3 separate regions of the Homo sapiens genome follow, and regions 1 and 3 are each linked to region 2. A link is a contact called in ENCODE Hi-C or POLR2A ChIA-PET data. All regions are on one chromosome and are shown on one strand. The core of a region is the stretch at or near the end of the contact, and the rest is flanking DNA. Distances in the headings are between cores, read along the strand shown.

What was found. Hi-C counts contacts between places; a loop is a spot of excess contacts on that map. ChIA-PET counts read pairs that join two places held with the same protein, here RNA polymerase II (POLR2A). Pooled maps may share reads with other maps.
Region 1: a loop to region 2 is called in a map of vagina, with 2.1 times the contacts of the local background. The contact joins two enhancer-like sites. A Hi-C loop is called at or near these places in 3 of 168 maps with a recorded cell type or tissue (ascending aorta, astrocyte of the cerebellum and vagina) and 2 of 50 pooled maps. POLR2A ChIA-PET finds 5 or more read pairs at or near these places in 5 of 52 experiments (AG04450, H1, WTC11 and 2 more).
Region 3: a loop to region 2 is called in a map of PC-9, with 8 times the contacts of the local background. The contact joins two enhancer-like sites. A Hi-C loop is called at or near these places in 4 of 168 maps with a recorded cell type or tissue (HepG2, PC-9, chondrocyte and 1 more), 1 of 37 single-sample maps with no recorded cell type and 4 of 50 pooled maps. POLR2A ChIA-PET finds 5 or more read pairs at or near these places in 7 of 52 experiments (AG04449, AG04450, BJ and 4 more).

The regions. Positions count from the first base shown.
Region 1 is chr12:1,421,025-1,425,305 of GRCh38, forward strand. All of the region lies in intron 17 of ERC1 (ELKS/RAB6-interacting/CAST family member 1), which reads left to right. Among named protein-coding and RNA genes, the nearest start is that of LINC00942, 77 kb to the right of the region's middle. RefSeq lists an enhancer at 2,173-2,222. Within about 2 kb of position 1,992, at least 2 of the 41 ENCODE cell types and tissues checked have a DNase peak (open chromatin) inside an H3K27ac peak, as active enhancers do.
Region 2 is chr12:1,471,667-1,476,480 of GRCh38, forward strand. The region is part of intron 18 of ERC1 (ELKS/RAB6-interacting/CAST family member 1); the gene reads left to right. Among named protein-coding and RNA genes, the nearest start is that of LINC00942, 26 kb to the right of the region's middle. RefSeq lists an enhancer at 1,776-1,845. Within about 2 kb of position 3,170, at least 11 of the 41 ENCODE cell types and tissues checked have a DNase peak (open chromatin) inside an H3K27ac peak, as active enhancers do.
Region 3 is chr12:1,517,115-1,521,542 of GRCh38, forward strand. No RefSeq gene overlaps it. Among named protein-coding and RNA genes, the nearest start is that of LINC00942, 19 kb to the left of the region's middle. Within about 2 kb of position 2,222, at least 2 of the 41 ENCODE cell types and tissues checked have a DNase peak (open chromatin) inside an H3K27ac peak, as active enhancers do.

The DNA of each region.
Region 1 (4,281 bases), core at 742-3,241, 52 kb before region 2:
CAGTGATATTTTGATAAATGTGTATAATGTATAATACTCAAATCAGTAATTAGCATATCTGTCACCTCAGACATCATTTCTTTGTGTTGGGAACATTTAATATTCACTCTTCTAGCTATTGAAAAATACATAACAAATTGTTGTTAATTATAGTCACCTTATAGTGCTATGGAACATTAGAACTTGTTCCTCCCATCTACCTGTGCTTTTACTCGCTCAGCGGATTCTTCTCACCCACTGCACAGAAAAGCCAATACACTGAGACAGCAGCATTGCAGTAGAGAAAGGGTTTAATTATCTCAAGGCAGCTGATCAGAGGACGAGAGATATTTCTCAAATCTTCCTCCCCAAGAACTCAGAGGCTAGGGTCTTCCAGGATAATTTAGCAGGCTGAGGGCTAAGGAACGGGTACTGCTGATTGGTTGGGGTTGCGATCATAGAGGTGTCAAAAGCTATCTTCATACACTAAATCAGTTTCTAGGTGGGGGTCACAAGACCGGTTGAGTCAGTTCCTTGGTATGAGTAACAGGTCCGAGTGGAGTCAGTTGGTTGCCAGAATGCAAAAGTCTGAAAAATATCTTAAAGACCAATCTTAGGTTTTACAACAGTGATGTTATCTATAGGAGTAATTGGGGAAGTTACAAATTTTGTAACCTCCAGCTACATGACTCTTGATGAGTAAGCAATTTTAGAAAAGTAAGCTAGGGAACGGGCTGCGCACAGTGGCTCACGCCTGTAATCCCAACACTTTGGGAGGCTGAGGCAGGTGGATCATGAGGTCAGGAGATCGAGACCATCCTGGCCAACATGGTGAAACCCCATCTCTACTAAAAATACAAAAAAAAAAAAAAATTAGCTGGGTATGGTGGTGCGTGCCTGTAGTCCCAGCTACTTGGGAAGCTGAGGCAGGAGAATTGCTTGAACCAGGGAGGCAGAGGTTGTAGTAAGCCGAGATCATGCCATTGCACTCCAGCCTGGCAAAATAAGCTAGGGAACAATGGCTGGTTATCATTTAACTACACCTACATCTTAGCAGAATTCAGTCTTTTCCCATAATCCTAACCTTGTGGCCTTTCATTTGTCTTACAGAGATGGTTTCAGTCCCCCGTGGGGGTCAGCTTGCAGAGGGACTATTATCATTTTTGCTTCAAAGTTAAACTATAAGCTAAATTCCTCCCATAGTTAGCTTGGCCTATGCCCAGGAATGAGCAGGGGAGTGAGCTTGTGACGTTAGAAGCAAGATGGAGTCAGGTTAGATTTTTCTCACTTTTATAATTCTTGCAAAAGCAATTTTATATTCATTAACCCACCCCTGGCTTTCCCCTTCCCCCTACCCTTCCTGGCCTCTAGTAATCACTATTCTACTCTCTGTTTGTATGAGATCAACCTTTTAAGCTTCCATACATGAATGAGAAAGTATGGTATTTATCTCTCTGTGCCTGACTTTTTCACTTAACATATTGTCCTCCCAGCTCATCTGTGTTGCTAAAATGACAGAATTTCATTCTTTTTTTTTTTAATCACTAAATAGCATTGCATTGTATAGATATTTGCCACATTTATCCATTCGTCTGTTGATGGATACTTAGGTTAGTTCCATATCTTGGCAGTTGTAAATAGTGCTGCACTAAACATGGGAGTACAGTGATCTCTTTGATTACTGATTTCCTTTCCTTTGGATATATACCTAGTGGTATCATAGCTGGATTGTATGATAGTTCTATTTTAGTTTGCTGAAAACCCTCCATGCTGTTTTCTGTAATGGCTGTTCTAATTTACATTGCCACAAACACTGTGTAAGAGTTCCCTTTTCTCCACATCCTCTCCAGCATTTGTTATTTTTTGTTTTTTGGGGTTTTTAAATAATAGCGATTTTGATTGGTGTGTGATGGTATCTCATGGTTTGCATTTGCATGCAAATGATTAGTGATGCTCAGCATTTTTTCATGTACCTATTTCAAACTCAGCGTAATTTTGGTTGGGAGGCCGTTAGGCTAAGGCAGCTCCAATGCCCTGAGTTCCTACATAAACAAACTGAAACCCAACTCTTTGTAAACAGTCATATTCTAGGCCAATCAGAAACCACCAACTAACCCCCTACCTAGGGGCTTTCCAATACTCAAGTTTAACCGATCAGGAACTGCCTGGCCAACCTCTAACCAGGGACTTTCCACTGGAATGATCCAAAAAACATTACTGCCCCACTTTAACCAATAAGAGATTTTCTTTACCTTGCTTCTGCTTTCACCTTACAAAAGTCTTCTACCAGTCTCTTCATCAGAACCCCCCACCACTTATGGCCTAAGGCTGCCTGATTAACGAATTGTTGTCTGCTCAAATAAACTCTTTAAAATTTTAACGTGCCTTTGTTTATCTTTTAACAGCTGTTTAATCTCACTGTGATCACAAACCATACATTGTATTGTCTTAATTATTTTACATTTTTGAGACTGTTGTTTTATGGCCCAAAACATGATCCATCTTAGTGAACATAACTTGTGCTCTTAAAGGAATGGTATTCTTTAATTGTCACATACAGTGTTCTGTAAGTATCAACTGGGTCAGGTGGTTGATAGAGTCTGTCAGATCCTCCCTGTCTTCACTGAATTTTTGTAGAGGGAGAGGTCTGTTAATTGCAGAGAAAGAAGCATTCAAATCTCCAACAAAAATCGGAGATTTTTCTGCTTGTCCTTTGAATTATTTCAGGTTTTACATTGTATTTTGAAGCTCTGGCTGTGTTTGCAGACTCATTTATGATTGTTATATACTCCTGATAAACTGGCCTTCTTACCACTGTGAAACATCCCTTTTGATTTTCAGAAATATCATTTGTCTTGAAATCTACTTTATCTGTCTTAAATCAGCAAGGGGCACTACAAAGTAACAGTAAAGGTAGATGTAAATATTGTTAAACAAGTAATAGGTATTCAATGAATACTTGTTGAATATTGAATTTTAGTATTTTCTGGGTGGCAGATTGCCAGATAATATGGTTTCGTGTGTGTATGTACGTGTGTGTGTGTGTGTATGTTTCTTTTTTAATAATCTATTTTCTAAGTCTCAGTGTGGATGAGATGCTGTGGATAAAATAGTACTCACTTCAGGAAGTTAGTTACCTCCAAGGTTGACTGAGCGTTGGTCCTAGCCTTCTAATAACTAATATTGAAGGAAGAAGCAGCTCATAATGACATAATGAATGAGTAGGCAATCTACCTTAAATCTTTAGAGAAAAAACTAATGATTGAACATACAATGTCAGGTGTTTTCAATAGAGGGGTAATAGAAGAATTAGAGCAGGTCAGGAAGGACAGCTTCATAAATACGACACCTTATGACCTTTGGCTACAGTTTTACTGCTTTCCTGATATTTGCTTGAACCAAAGCTCATTCTCTGTATACCAACACAAGTACAATTCTATTCTGTTCTTTAGCTGTTTAAAACAAAGTGGTTTCTTCATATCACGATTTAAAAAGAGTAGTCTCTTATGTCTCTAAAAGAACCATTGGGAAAAAAGCAAAAAAGAGTAGTTTTTCTTAATTCTAAAGATCCTCAAGGCAGTGGTGTCTTAACCAGGAAGACAGGAGAGACCCAGGCAGCCTTAGGAAGCTCACTGTCATCCTCCCTTTTCCTCTTGTTTCTTCATCCCTAGAAGTAAACAAACTAAAAATGGTTTTGACCTTTGAAAAAGAAATAAACACTGAAGTAATTGCCTGTGATTCTCTCTACCCAGCCGTCTGCTGAAAGTGTGTCTTGAGAAGAGCTTGAGATGATAGATAGATAGATAGATAGATAGATAGATAGATAGATAGATAGATAGATGATAGATAGATAGATAGATCGATAGATAGATAGATAGATAGATAGATAGATAGATAGATAGATAGATAATCTGTCTCTACTCCACAGGTCGATAATAGCTCACTAACGCATAGCCAGGGAGATGTCAGAGTGGCTTGAGACCTCAAGAAGCTTTTTCTTAAATCCTTAAAACCTAAGAACCTTTTTTTTTCTTTTCTTATTGTTCAGTTGCCTGTTAATTTTTTGTGGGGAGTAGGGGTTGGAATAGCATGCTACTGCTTAGAGTAGAACAGGGTTAGAATTCTTTGCTGCCAGGAGTATTATTTCCTTTAAATTTGTGTTTCTGTTGTGTAAACAAAACTATCTGCTTCCTGGAACATAAAGCACATACATAATTTTAGTAGGCACTTATGCTGGATTGTGCTTGGTAGTTGGCAGTGAGAGCACTTTTTAGTGTGATGGCATAGCCACATCTCTTGTGG
Region 2 (4,814 bases), core at 1,920-4,419:
GGGGTTACTTGGTCTCTCAGTTGTTGACTTTCACAAAATAATGGTTGACTCTAACCTTGCAAAGAATAATAAACAACTGTGAGTGGTGACAGCTGGAAGAGGTCTGACAGCTAGCAAGACCAGATTCCTTGTAAAGCTTTCCTCTCAGGTAGGGGAGACTTCCTCTTTTTCTCCATGGAGAGCTTGTGCACCTGGATGCAGTAGAGCCTGATCCACTAACCACTGGCCAGGCGTGATAGATACATATTAAGTTTTCCTACAACAGATAGATCTATCAGTCTAACCTGTGTACCTGGCCCTGTACCTCTTGAGACCTCAGCTGTCTTACTTGTAAGGTTAGAGAATGGGACTAGTAGTTCCTGTAGCTCCCTTCCGGGCTGATGAGTCTAAATTTCAGAATTGGCCTGTTTTGGGTGTAGCATTTGTAGGTCTCGTTGTTCCATTGTTGGGTATTTGCCTGAGCTGCAGGTCGGGGATAGGGGACAGGGTAGAAAACTAAATGATAATTTATGTTTTTATATAGATTCACTAGAAATCTTAACTGTTTTATTTCTTTTAGGGCTGGGGGCTGCCAGTGCAGTTGCAGAGTTTTCAGTGCCATAGCTGGGAAGCAGAGAAGCTCTTGATTTGTTTTTGTTTTGTTTTTAACCTTTGAAAATGAATGGCAGAAATATGTGATGACCTAACATTAAAAAATCTAGGCCAAGCACAGTGGCTCCCCACTATAATCCCAGCACTTTGGGAAGCCAAGGTGGGAGGATTGCTTGAGGCCAGGAGTTCAAGACCAGTCTGGGCAACATAGTGAGACCTCCTCTCTACAAAAAAAATTTAAAATTAGTGGGGTGTGCTGGCATTTCGCTGTAGTCCCAGCCACTCGGGAAGCTGAGGTGAGAGAATCACTTCAGCCCAAGAGGTAGAGATTGCAGTGAGCCGTGATCACACCACTGCACTCCAGCCTGGGCAACAGAGTGTAACCCTGTCTCAAAAGAAAAAAAAAAAGAGAAGAGAAAAGGAAGGAAGGGAGAAAGAAAAGGAAAAAAGGAAGGAAGGGAAGGAGGGAGGAAGGAAGATAAATCTAGCTACCCTAAGGCATATGGCTAGCATTCACTCAGTAAATACTTAATGAACACTTATTACATGCCAGGCATAAAGTGTTGTTGATAATACAAGAAAGTAATTACATACTTGAGTTTCCCTCCCATCCAGGGAATCTCATCTTCTATCATGAGGGAAAGAAAGGAGGAAGTCCCTTTATATCACCACTTGAATCTGGAGGAGATGACTGTGAACTATCAAATTGTTAAGCAGTGGAATTTTGACTTTGGATAGACAGACCCGAATGGAGCCAAACTCTTGTTGTTTTTTGTTTGTTTTTCTGAGAAGGAGTCTCACTCTGTTGCCCAGGCTGGAGTGCAGTGGTGCGATCTCAGCTCACTGCAACCTCCGCCTCCTGGGTTCAAGCAGTTCTCCTGCCTCAGCTTCCTGAGTAGCTAGGATTACAGGCACGCACCACCATGCCCAGCTAATTTTTGTATTTTTTTAAGTAGAGACAGGGTTTCACCATGTTGATCAGGCTGGTCTTGAACTCCTGACCTCGTGATCCACCCACCTTGGCCTCCCAAAGTGCTGGGATTACAGGTGTGAGCCACTGCGCCCGGCCCAAACTCTCGTTTTTATTATGCCATTTTGTTCAAAGTTAGTTATGGGAGAGCAGTAACATCTTATTTACTTTTGGTCTAAGCAACAGCCTTTCCTTCCTGTAAAAACAAATTCATACATTGCCTGGCAAGGGAGTTCATCACAAAGTAGGAAGGGGAGCTGGGTGTGATGGTGCGCACCCGTAGTCCCGGCTACTCAGCGGTCTAAGGCAGGAAGATCACTTGAGCCCAGGAGTTCCAGGCTGCAGTGAGCTGTGATCTCGCCACCGCACTCCAGCCTGGGGGACAGAGTGAGACTCTATCTCAAAAAAAAAAAAAAAAAAAAGGACAGGGAGGGAGAAGGAGAAGTCCCCACAGCAGCCTCACAGCCATTACCACTTCCGGCCCACTTGCACAGTCTCTGCAAGTGCAGACTTGAAAGGAAAGAGGACTTTGGAGTTAACTTTAATGAGTGGGAAATAAACATAGGATAAATTCTTCAAGAGCAATTTTAGTTTTCCCTGGTACTAAGTGCTAAAGGGATTCTGTAGAGTCAAGAAGTGACCAGATGCCTGTAGAAAAATAGATCCCTGGGCAAAAAAGATTGAGGTTTAGAGGGATTGTAGAGGGTTAGAGGGATTCCAGATCCCTCTGACTGTGTAAGTTTTATGTCTTATTCAATAGATGCTCTTACGGCAAAATACATTTCCATTTATTCCAGTTGTGTGAAATTCCAAACTAGGAAGTTATTTTATGTCTTCGTATCTCCTAAGAAGCCTGCAGATTCAAGTTAGGGGCTTGTGGGCCAGACCTGGCCAGGACGAGCACCATTTCCACTTGATCTGTCAGCTCCAAAAGGCTCCGAACATCATGCCAGATTACAGCTCAGACCTCATGGCCTGTGACACATCCTGGGACTTAGCTGTTAGAACCTCAAGTTTAGATTCTTGTCTGCTTAAACCAAACTAGGCATTTCTGAATAATTTCCTGCCCTCCACCAAACCATCTGCAGAAAGGAATTAATCTGAGTCACTGCCAACCACAGAGGAATTCATTCACTGACCCCTCTTGTAACCGTCCCTTCTTTATACCCATCAATACATCCTCCCTTTCACCTCATGCTTTGTGACTATGAATAGAGTTGTTTACCTTGAAATCAGGCCAAGTCCACAGAACTTTTAACTGTATTTTCTCTTTTACAAATTTATTTCACGGAGTTCTGGTAGCTCTCTCTAACATCTTTACTAGAGAGAAAATGTTGTTTCTGTTCTAAAATCATGACTTGTGCTGAGCGGTAAATGTTTGGGGCAGTCTCCCTGAATCAAGCAGCCCGCCCCTCAGCTCTGCTTCTCTTTCTCCATTCAGCCCCCTCGCATTCCTTATTCTTTAGACTGTCAGCTTGTTCTCTGGCAGTTATCCTAACACTCAAAGAGGGAAGGGGGCCTGAGTGGTTTTCCCTGTAGCCAGTCGTAACCATGCTTTTGTCTGCCATATGCTTGGAGAGCCTCATCTCTGAAATGTTCCCGCTCTGCTGAGCTTCCTCCGTTCGTTTCTTCCCTGCACAGTGGTAGGGTGAGGCATTCTCCCCTTCCCTCTGCTGCATACGCTTCCAGCCTGTGTTGCTTTGAGCATTCAGATTGAGTTGCTCTTGCATTTGTGATTCTTGGCTCAAGTCCCTCTAGAAATCATATTACTACTCTGAGTTCAGGGAGGGCTGGAACAGCTACTAAGAACAGAATGCATTTTAATAACATTCAACACACAAAAAAGCCAGAGAATTTCTGCCAGAGGCCACCTTCGTATCCTATACTTGTCCCGTATTCCATCCCTTAAGAACTTTAAACACAGTGGAGTGCTACACTGTATGGTTTATGTGCCCTGCTGTCTACCAAAGGGCCTGTATCATCAGATTGTTTTGGTTTGGACATGCTTCAAATTTGAACTTAAATAGCTCTTTAGAACATTATCGAGGCCTTTCCCCAGAATTAATATCTATTCCTTTATTTCATTCACCATTTTCAGATTGTCTGCTACGTGCAGGCCTTTTGTTACGAGGCAATATTGGTATACAAAAAAGAATTCACCAAGGAGCTTGAAGAACAGTTGGGGAATTAAACATAAAACCAACTATTGAAAGGGGACAAAATGAATACTGTAGCAGTTTACACTTCTAACCAGGGATGGCATTACAGAGAAAAGGGGCTCAACCGTGAAGGATAAGAAAGATAGAGAAGAAAGATGTGTAGGAAGTAAGATTGTCCACATTCTAGAATGAGAGGAAAGGAAAAGCAAAGACAGGGAATGGCAGGTATGTACCAGGAGATGAAATTGAAGCAGTAGCTCCCATGCCAAAAAGCTTAGTCTTTTATTTTGTAGGAAGGAAATCATTTAAGATGTTGGAAGAGGAGGAGGGAACTGTTCCAGCCTATTTTAGAAAGATTACTCTTACACCAGGGTTGAAGTAGTTATGAAGCTATTGCAAGATGGTAGAACATGAGAGCTTGAATTAGGATTGTTAACAAGGATATCGGAAATGAAAAAACTAGGCTAGATGTGGTGGCTCACACCTGTAATTTCAACATTATGGGAGGCTGAAGTGGGAGGATTGCTTAAGGCCAGGAGTTGAAGAGCAGCCTGGGCAACATAGTGAGATGTCATCTCTTTAAAAAAAAAAAAAAGGCTGGGCAAGGTGACTCATGCCTGTAATCCCAGCACTTTGGGAGGCCGAGGTGGGTGGATCACACGGTCAGGAGATCGAGACCATCCTGGCTAACACAGTGAAACCCCGTCTCTACTAAAAATATTTTAAAAATTAGCCTGGGGCCACCTGTGGTCCCAGCTACTCAGGAGGCTGAGGCAGGAGAATGGCATGAACCCGGGAGGCAGAGATTGCAATGAGCTGAGATCACGCCACTACACTCCAGCCAGGGCGACGGAGCAAGACTCCATCTCAAAAAAAAAAAAAAACTTAGCCAGGCGTGGTGGCACTCTCCTGTAGCCCTAGCTACTCGGGAAGCTGATGCAGGAGGATCACTTGAGGCCAGGAGTTAGAGGTTACAGTGAGCTATGATCACTCCACTGAACTCCAGCCTGGGCAACAGAGCAAGACTCTTTCTCTTCAAAAGAAAAAAAAGAAAGAAAAAACTAAATTAGAAGAAACATGATCTGGAAAGAGCA
Region 3 (4,428 bases), core at 972-3,471, 44 kb after region 2:
CTTGGATTGTTTGGCCACTGTGAATAACGTTGTTATGGATGGCTGTACAAATATCTCTTTGAGTCCCTGCCCTATTCTTTGGGTGTATGCCCAGGAGTGGATCATTCTCTCTTATACAAGACTCTAGACTTGTTCAAACATCTGCTCCTTTCCCTTCTTTCGTCAAGACCCCAGGGGGGTCTACAGGGGGACCCACTGGGCCACTAGGGGGAGCTCCCCACCCTGGGATTTGGTGGGGTCTCTGGCTTGTTTTGTGATCTCTAGCTTGGTGGAAGTAAAGGAAAACAGAGAAAAATGAAGGAAATGGCAGCCCCCACCCCCCAAGCCATTTCTCGTGGGTTTTTGTTCTGTGGAGTTCCAAGCACCACCTGGAAATTGCTTTATTAAAAGCAACACCTCTCTGGCCACAGGGGTGAGAAAGGGAGGTAAGAATCAAAGGATGGCCCTTTCCTCAGTTCTCAGTTTGGGGAAAATTGGTTTCCTGCCTCACTGTGAACTTGAACAGATTAAATAAAAAGCACTTCGTCTTATACATTTCTCTCAAGCTTTCCAGCCAATGCATCCTCTTCCACTATTTATAGAATTAGGGCCAGCATGGTAGATTTCCTGTCCTGAGTAATTGTAGGAAGGTAGGCTCTGAAAAGTAGGAATAAAGAACCAATTCCCAGTTTGTGGTAGGTGGAGGCAGAATTTGGCCTAAACAGCAGCAAGGGTCTCCCGATTTCTCTCCCGACAGGCTTTTCTACAACTGGGTGTGAAGCCTGACCTGGACTCCTGCTAGTTGTGTGATTGTGGGAGGTAATTTGGCCTCTTTAAGCCTCAGTTTTCTCATCTGTGAAATGGGATAACAGAGTCAACCTCATCGTGTTGCTGTAAGGATTAAATTCCTTAGTACACCATAACCTCTCAATTAGAATGGATTATGACTGTTGTTTTCCTGATGCTATCATAATTCTCCTGCAGAAGTTAGTCCTGGGTGGGAGCTGCTGTCCCTGCACGTAACTTCCTCACACCCCATGCCAGTACAGTATAGAAAAGCTACAGTGCAACTGACAAAGTGCCTACATGTAGTAACAATAGAAATATCCTAATCTGAAGCTTTTCCTGGGAGCTGGACTCCAGAGTCCGTGCTGCAGAGGCAGTGGTTTTAAAGCTGCATTGTGCTGGAGATGTTCCCTCCCATGACCCCGTCACCTCCACCTCCACCACAGCCACCATGCCTAGGATCACAGTGCAGGTGTCTACTGAGGGACAGCAGAAAGGGGGTGGCCAGGGCCTGGCTCAGGAGGAGCGAACACCTCCTTTCTCTTACCCAAGCCGGGAACAAGGACCAAAGAGAATCTACTTCCTTCCTTCCTTCTCTCTCAGCTGCCCTCTAGGGCAGAGAAGTGGTCAAATGGGGAGTCACAGAATCAGCCCCAGGTTAAGCAGTTCTTGTTGGTGGACCAGCCGAGTGACGAAGGGTTAGACAGGAAGGGATGCACACTGGGCTGCCCCCACCTTGTCCTGGTGCCGCCCCCTCCCTGGTTCTGGGGCTGCCTCCTGCATGTCCACGGGCTACCCCCTACCTGGTGTTGGGACTTCCGTTCCCAGCCCCAGGATCCAAGTTGATACCTGTGGATTCCGCGGCTCAAAACGTCCTTTGTTGCTACCGGGCAGTCAGCCACTCCTTGACCCCAGTGAGATGGAAGATAACGTCTCGGTGGGGATTTGTAGGAAAAACCAGGTCTAGGCTGGGGGCGGGGTGTGAACAGGGGTGACGGTGCTCCTGGCGTGGGAGAAGACACACCCCTGCAGCACGGTGCACACCCAGCCCACCGTCTTGGCAGATGGCTTCTGGAGCCCAGGACTGGGTAGGGCAGAACTGCAGGCCCCTGGCAGTTCCGTGGGGCCCCGTGGTGAACCCCGCCTCACCAGGTGTGCTCGTCCCTGCCTCCCGTCCTCCGCCCTCTGGGAGCAGGGCTGGGATTCTACTACTCTTCGTTCCAAACAGTGGTGAGACTCCGCCGGGGCCCCTCCAGCCCTTGGCACTGGCTGGCAGACAACAGCCTGAGGCTCCTCCCAGGCAGAGGTGGGGTCCTCCCAGGGCTGCCCACCGGTCGTCCTCTCTCGCATCCTCTCAGGGCTCTCCATGTTCAAGTTCCCCCAGCTCCAGTCCTCCCTCTCCTATTTCTGGCAGCTCTTAAGACAGCTGCTCCCCAGAGAAGAGACTCCCCTTCCTCTCCCCGTCTTGTTCCAGCTGCCAACCTGCATGATTCATTCCTGTCTCCCCACCGCATAAAAGGCACTCAGGCCATTGCTTGTGCCTAAGTAAATATTTATGTGCTCAGCATTTGTAGCGAGTGAGTGTCCTCTGTCTGTCTGGGTCACTGTTGTCAGTCACTGTGGCAAGCAGGGCCATGCCAAGGGTTCTCTAAGTGCAAAGCAAGAAGGTTTTAAAGTACTGATTGTGGTCAGATTTATTCTGATCCTTTAATTGTTACAATGAAGGCATCTTTAAAACACACAATCAAAACCCCACCCATGGAGGAAGAATCCTGAGGACTGTGGATTGCTTGACATGGGCTTGGTTACCTGGGCAGGGCCTTCCCTGGTCCACTCCTGGAGACCCTTGTCCCTGTAACTTACTGCAAACCCAGATGTACATTTAAATTAAAGAAGGCGAGTAGCTCCTGGCTGCCTGCCACCGGCTAGATGATGGGGGAGCCCTAAGCAGAGTCGCCCAAGGGAGTGGACTCTGGGCAGGCTGCTGCCAGGGTGGTGGGGTCTGAAGGTACTGGAAGGCTCTCAGGATCTCAGCAGCTTCCCCACCCACTCTGGGGCCCTGGAATGTCTCCTCCGTGCGATGCCCTGGTGCCTGAAATTCCACCACTGCATTTTGTAGCTTTTGCTGTGGATCTTGTAGCTTTCTGTTTCCAGAAATTCCAGCTTAAAATGCACCACAAATGTCAGCCCAAGAATAAAACAGGCAGGTGGGGATACAGGTCATGTTATCAAGCTACAAGAAAGGCAAAAGGAAAATTAAAAGTGGGGGAAGAGGGCCTGGGCACAGTGGCTCACACCTGTAATCCCAACACTTTGGGAGGTTGAGGGCAGGCAGATCAGTTGAGGCCAAGAGTTCGAGACCAGCCTAGCCAACATGGTGAAACATGGTGAAACCCAGTCTCTACTAAAAACACAAAAAATTAGCCAGGTGTGGTGGTGCATATTTGTAATCCCAGCAGTTTGGGAGGCTGAGGCACGAGAATCACTTGAACCCAGGAGACAGAGGTTGCAGTGAGCCAAGATCATGCCACTGCACTCCAGCCTGGGCTGTAACAGAGTGAGACCCTGCCTCAAAAAAAAAAAAAAAAAAAAAAAAAGCTGAGGGGAGGGGGACATAGGAGTATGCGTGTACAAGAGATCATCAGTACTTTGCAGGAGGACAAAGTGACTAGATGGTGCTTCTCTCTCCCAGGCTAGTTCCTTCTTGCCCTGTTCTCTCCTTATCTGTTACTCTCCTATCGACTCAGGTTTGGGGCACGAAAATCAGCACCTCCAATACCTTTCTAAGCCTATACAGACCTACGGTATTTATCTGTTCATTCTTCTGTCAGAACACAAAGGCGTTCAAGGCTCATAATTTGAAACATGAAATGCAAAAAGTCACTGGATATAATTTCCATCTCTTCGGTAATCACCTTTGTCTATATCATCCTCTTTATTTATTTATTACGTCTTTTTAGAGATAGAGTCTCGCTCTGTCACCTGGCTGCAGTGCAGTGGCATGATCATAGCTCACTGCAGCCTTCATCTCCCGGGCTCAAGTGATCCTCCTGCCTCAGCCTCCTAAGTAGCTGGGACTAAAAGCATGAGCCACCATGGCTGGCCCTCACCTTCTTTATTATGGCCAATGCATGAAGTCTTGGAGAGGACTTCTAGGAATGGAGGAATGTTAGGGTCTAATTAGCATTAAAGCTGACTGCTTTTTTATTATTATTATTTTATTTTTAAATGGAGTCTCGCTCTGTCGCCAGGCTGGAGTGCAGTGGCGCGATCTCAGCTCACTGCAACCTCTGCCTCCTGCCTCAGCCTCCGGAGTAGCTGGGACTACAGGCGTGCACCGTCAGGCCCGGCTAATTTTTTTTTTTTATTTTTAGTAGAGATGAAGTTTCACCATGTTGGTGAGGATGGTCTCGATCTCTTGACCCCATGATCCACCCACCTTGGCCTCCCAAAGTGCTGGGATTACAGGCGTGAGTCACCAAGCCTGGCAGTGACTGCTATTTTCTATGAACCATTTCATTGACCAACATACTCAGGAACCTCAACAATTAACAAAGGATGCTAATGTTAGTTATGTATTAGGACCCAGATGCTTGTACAGTTGTCTCTGGGTACCCCCTGGGGGATTGGTTCCAGGACCCTCATGATATCAAAATCTATCAA